2 separate regions of the Homo sapiens genome follow, and region 1 is linked to region 2. A link is a contact called in ENCODE Hi-C or POLR2A ChIA-PET data. All regions are on one chromosome and are shown on one strand. Each heading gives the region's core, a stretch centred on a gene start or an enhancer-like site at or near the end of the contact. The rest is flanking DNA. Distances are from core to core; before and after follow the strand shown.

Region 1 (2,700 bases), core at 129-2,628, 79 kb before region 2:
ATTTACTTGATGTAACATTAAATTGCAATGGCAGATGAGCTGCTTTTTGTCATAAATTTATGGGCTGGGCTAAACTTGCAACTGGCCTTGGTGACTGTATTTCCTTTCATTTGTATCTTCAAGAGCTAAAATGTAAGGCTTTATCAATTTATGAATAAAGTGATGATAAATTCTTGTAGCTCACTGCTTAATGGCAGTCATAAGCCTACTTCTCTCTTTTCCACAGCTTTCTAACCCAGGGAACCACGGATCCCTATGGACCCATGACTATAGCATTTTGTGGATCAGATTTTTAAGTGGGCCAGGCATTCAAATAAATTAACAGATACTTAGGAACATGTGAAGTTATTATTTAGGTTACATACCTTATTCAAAAATTTATCCAAATTATTGTTTAGATTAAAAAATTTTTCATAGACACAACTGAGTAATATTAAGCTGGTGCAAAAGTAATTGCAGTCTTTGCCATTAAAAGTACTTTCTCTTTACTTTTTTTTTTTTTTTTTTTGAGACAGAGTCTCTCTCTGTTATACAGGCTGGAGTGCAGTGGCACAATCTCAGCTCATTGCAACCTCTGCCTCGCAGGTTCAAGCGATTCTCCTGCCTCAGCCTCCTGAGTAGCTGGGATTCCAGGCGTGCACCACCACACCCAGCTAATTTTTGTATTTTTAGTAGAGACAGGTTTTCACTATGTTGGCCAAGCTGGTCTCGAACTCCCAACCTCAGGTGATTCGCCTGCCTCGGCCTCCCAAAGTGCTGGGATTATAGGTTTGAGCCACTGTGCCCAGCCTTTCTTTACTTTTAATGGCAAATACCACAATTACTTTTGCACCTAGTAATTGGCTTCTGTTATTTATTAGTATTGCTCAGAGGAAACCAATAAAAGAGGAATCTAATGGATTTATTAAAATTGTTCATTTGAATTTCCAATTGATATATTTAATACTGCTTTCTAAAAACAGTCTTCAGTAGAGTTTCACATATTGTCTGAACACTATGTTTTTCTAAAATGAGCTTTTAAAAAAAATCTATAATACTTCTCCCCTATGCTAAGTTCATAGCATTTTGAATTTGAAGTCTGCATTTCCTTTGGCTCTATTTCTGATTTTCCAGGCCCCAGTGTCTGAAGAGAGGGTGTAGGCTTTCACTGAGGCTCCTAAACCAGAGGCAGAGAAGTGTGCTCTGTTGCGTAGAATCATTTTCCCTTGGACAAGAGTGGGGCTCCAGTGCTGTGAGCTTCACTCTCAGGCATGGAGTGAGGAGGCCCATAGTTCATGGGGCCATAACTTTTTGACCAAGCCAGAGGAGTGGACTGAGGCCAACTGCCAAGCTGGCCTTGGGGGCAGACTCTTAAACTGGCTTTCAACTCCTAACACAAGCACTGGGAGGAAAATGCTCAGGGCTCTGCCAGCAGATTAGCTGGGCATGGAAATCCCACTGTATCTAAACATGGCATATTCTAACCAGAGTCAGTGCAGAGGAAAATTATCTCATGCCAGCTCTTAGAACAGAGAGCCTTTGTTTTCTGTGAAAGTACATTTCTCTGTAAAAGCTTTTTTTTTTTTTTTTATCAAGGGGACCATTTATAGTCCTCCCGAATGTAAGATCTAATGAATGGACATGCCACACAGTGTCAGTGTCTAGTTGTAAGGAGAACTATTTTTTAAAACCCTCTAATAAATGCATTATTTATTAAGCATGCTTCAGTACCTTTCTTTAAAAATTTTTCAAAATACAATTTATGATTTAAATAAGCATGATTAAGTTTTGTGGCCTAAGCTCCAGACCATTTTGTGTAAGCAGGAGGAGAAAGGAAGAACTGGTGCTGCTGGCTTAGTCATGAGAAGAGACACCATGGAGTCCCAAAGAACATAGAGCCCCTTTTGTTGTACTTCTCACTGGATCACCACCTCTAGGAAAGCCAGCTTTGCTGACATGAGTGGGGGGCATGGAGGAAGGCAAGTGTATCACTGAACTTTTTAAGTAGCACACACCCTCGCCAAAATCTCAACATAATAAACATCAGATCTTTAAAGTTTTAGTAAGATACTTCTACATACATGTAGGTAAGAAGAGTGACTATCCCAGGCTTTTAGAAGTGGAATGCCATCACAGACCCTGAGGCTCACAGGGAAGGGTGTGATATGCTCACCGTAACAGTGTTATCTTCAATCACATATATCTCAGGGTTATAGGTGTTGATTTCTGCAGCTGCCGTTAGCTGTACTGTCTGGAACGTTGACTGGAACATAAGAATAAGGAATATGTTTTATCGTAGCAGCAGCAAATGCAGAGAAGCTGGCATGCTTATGATTTATGTATTTATTTCCTGGTGGAATGTGACAAGAGCAAATGGTTCTGAAGACCCATCCAGAATCTGTGTGTGCTTAAACCAGTGCTGTGTAACAGGACTGCCCGTCAGAAATACCTCGGGTAATTTTAATACATGTCTGTCTGCACCTTGCCACCACAAATCAACTCTCTGGGGTGGGATCCAGACATGAGTAGGTTAAAATATCTCCCTGAGGAGATCTGAACTTGAGAACTGGGTTGAAAAGTGAGGATTTAAAAATGAATATTTCTAACTGGGAAGATCACAGTTCAGATTTTTTAAAAAATAAGTTTGTGACATGAGAGAAAATTGTAAACTTGGCATCTTTGTATACTTACCTGAATAAGTCACACAATGGAATGGAAAAC
Region 2 (2,700 bases), core at 7-2,506:
ATAACCTCATCACTATTTTGATTGTTGCTGAGATGGTTGAGAGGATCTGGCAACCACATACCTAATCTTTTCCACAAAAGGATGTCTAGCCACACCCTTTGCTTTCAGAGGATGCTTTTCTAACAGTGAAACTCCTAATATGAGTGTCTTCATTCCGCCTGTTATAACAAAGTACCATAGACTGGGTGGCCAACAACAGAAGTTTATTTCTTAACAGTTCTGGAGATGGAAGTCTAAAATCATTGTGCAGCATGGTCAAGTTCTGGTGAGAGCCTTCTTCCAAGTTTCAGGCTGCTGACTTCTTGTTGCATCCTCACAAGGCAGGAAGACAGCTCTATCCACATGACCTAATTATGTTCCAAAGACTCAATCTCCAAATGCCATCACACTGGGGATTGCATTTCAACACATGCATTTTGGAGAGACACAAACATTCAGTCCATAACACTCAGCATATATATATAAAATATATAATCAATCTAGATAGGCTGAGAATTTGCCAGATCATCAAGTGGTGATCCTTCAAATTATCTCTTTCCTCTCACAATTTACTATATCTAGCAGGTAAAAACAGGCTACACCTTGAATATTTTGCTTGAAAATTTGCTCAGCTAAATATCCAAGTTCCTCACTTAAAAGTTGTATGCTTTCTGAACAACAATAAGACCCAATTAGGTCAAATATTCTGCCGCTGTATAATGAGGACATTTTCTGCAGTTTCCAACAGCATATTCCTGGTTTCCTTCTGAGCCCTCACCAGAAGTAGCTTGAGCCTTCATGTTTTTACCATCAGTCTCCTCAAGGCAATCTACAGAAACCCTCTTTCCAGATAAGGTAATACTCATAGGTGTTGGGGATTAGAATAGAGACATATTTGGGGGAGACTACCATTCAACTTAATACAATGGGTATATCAAGAATGCAAGGCCCTGACTACTATTTACCTGGGCCATTTCTTAGCATTGTGTTTATGATGAATAATATTGAGGGGTGAGATAATCTCTTCCCCCAGGTCAAAGAGAAGGCTTGCTGACTGCTTGCTATAAAGCAGCAGGTCCACCAAGCTCATTGTTTCTTTCCTGTCTTGCACCCCACTGTGTGCAGGTGTCTGTCTGGGCCCCTTCATGTAACACTATGAGACTAGAGTGGGGAAAGGGGAACTGATAGACACATGCTCATACTCGTGCTGCCTGCTGTGCTGTGAGTAATAAAGTCCTTCTCTGACTCATGCATGTCATGGCATCTTGTAGCATCCATGAGACAGTATCAGGCTAATGTATTGACTGTACCTAGGGTCAAAATCAAATACCAGACCTGGCAGAGTGGAGAATAAACACTCTGCAGTCAGGAAGTGAGGGCCCAAGTCAATGAAAATGCACATCTCCTGGGAGTTCACGGAAATCTTGAGAGGGCACTGCATTTTCTTATAAGAATGGAATAGGGATTTGAATAAATCTTATCTCAATTTTAAGAGGCAGAGAGAGAGAGACTCTAGCTGACATCTGGCGATAATATCCTGCTTCATGATTTGCGGCTATTTGTTTTTTACAGTGTGTCCATATATCATATGTTTGACACTTACTTTGTGTTCATATCAAAGAAATACATGAGCGTCACTTCCATGACCAGAAATAAACCCCTTAAACCATTAAGCCAAAGGGGGTGTTACAAACTGAATTGTGTCTCTCAAAATTCCTGTATTCAAACCCTAACCCTCAATGTGATTGTATTTGGAGACAGAGCCTTTAATGAAGTGGTTAAGGTCAAATGAGGTCCTAAGAGTGAAGCCCTAATCTAGTATGACTGATGTCCCTACAAGAAGAAGAGACACCAGAGATCTTTCTCTCTCAGTACCCACATAGGGAAAGGTGATGTGAGGACATGGTGAGAAAGTGCCCATCTATAAGCCGGGATGAGAGTCCTCAGTAGAAACCAACACCAACCTGAGAGAGCCTTGATCTTGAACTTTTAACCTCCAGAACTGTGAGAAAATATGTCTCTCTTGTTTAAGCCACCTAGTCTGTGATATTTTGTTATGATAACCCGAGCTGACTAATACAAGGAGAAAGTATATTACACCAGAAAATTCCAATTTACTATTTCAGGTTTTGAAGATAATTCTGTCCATACATTTATGCACAGATATAAATATAAGGACAGATATACAATAATTCCAGTTGTATCATTTAAGGTTTATATTTTGTGTGAAAACAATCCAAAGTTGTTTTCATTTTGTTTTGTAACTGCATCAAGTCCTGGAGTACTGTGGCATGTGTTTAGATCATTTGGAGGCCCTTTCACATTTCAAAAATTCAATCTTCAGGCCAGGAACATCTCCAAAAGCCCATTGCAATTGCCTCTAATGTCCATTTATTATGACTTAGTGCTTCTTAACAACTCAATAGATTCTCTCTTTTTCATAAGATTGCTGGAGGGTAAGCCACCATCTGGTAGACTTGCCGTCTCTCAGTGGCTGAGAGGAAGACAGTGAAATACAGAAGAAAGTGTGTTGGCCCAAGAGTTACTAGAAATACCATCTCATGAAGTCACTTTCTACTTCTCCACTTCTTCCTAAATTGCTTCTATGTGAAAGGATAAACTTTCTCTTTTTTTTTTCTCTCTCTCTCCCCGTTTCTCTCTCTCAAAATAGCATATTTTGTGTGTATTTAGCAAGTCAGTGCCTGTCACCTAACTTGCTCA

What was found. A loop is a pair of places that touch in the nucleus more often than their neighbours do. ChIA-PET counts read pairs that join two places held with the same protein, here RNA polymerase II (POLR2A). Pooled maps may share reads with other maps.
Region 1: a pooled map shows a loop between it and region 2 (5-fold over the local background). The contact joins two enhancer-like sites. A Hi-C loop is called at or near these places in 5 of 168 maps with a recorded cell type or tissue (MCF 10A, dorsolateral prefrontal cortex, endothelial cell of umbilical vein and 2 more), 3 of 37 single-sample maps with no recorded cell type and 16 of 50 pooled maps. POLR2A ChIA-PET finds 5 or more read pairs at or near these places in 6 of 52 experiments (A673, MCF 10A, activated CD8-positive, alpha-beta memory T cell and 2 more).

The regions. Positions count from the first base shown.
Region 1 is chr5:53,086,494-53,089,193 of GRCh38, reverse strand. ITGA2 (integrin subunit alpha 2) reads right to left here. Exons shown (of 30, transcript NM_002203.4): 28 at 2,153-2,242. Among named protein-coding and RNA genes, the nearest start is that of MOCS2, 22 kb to the left of the region's middle. Within about 2 kb of position 1,378, at least 2 of the 41 ENCODE cell types and tissues checked have a DNase peak (open chromatin) inside an H3K27ac peak, as active enhancers do.
Region 2 is chr5:53,007,432-53,010,131 of GRCh38, reverse strand. The region is part of intron 1 of ITGA2 (integrin subunit alpha 2); the gene reads right to left. Among named protein-coding and RNA genes, the nearest start is that of ITGA2-AS1, 18 kb to the right of the region's middle. Within about 2 kb of position 1,256, at least 2 of the 41 ENCODE cell types and tissues checked have a DNase peak (open chromatin) inside an H3K27ac peak, as active enhancers do.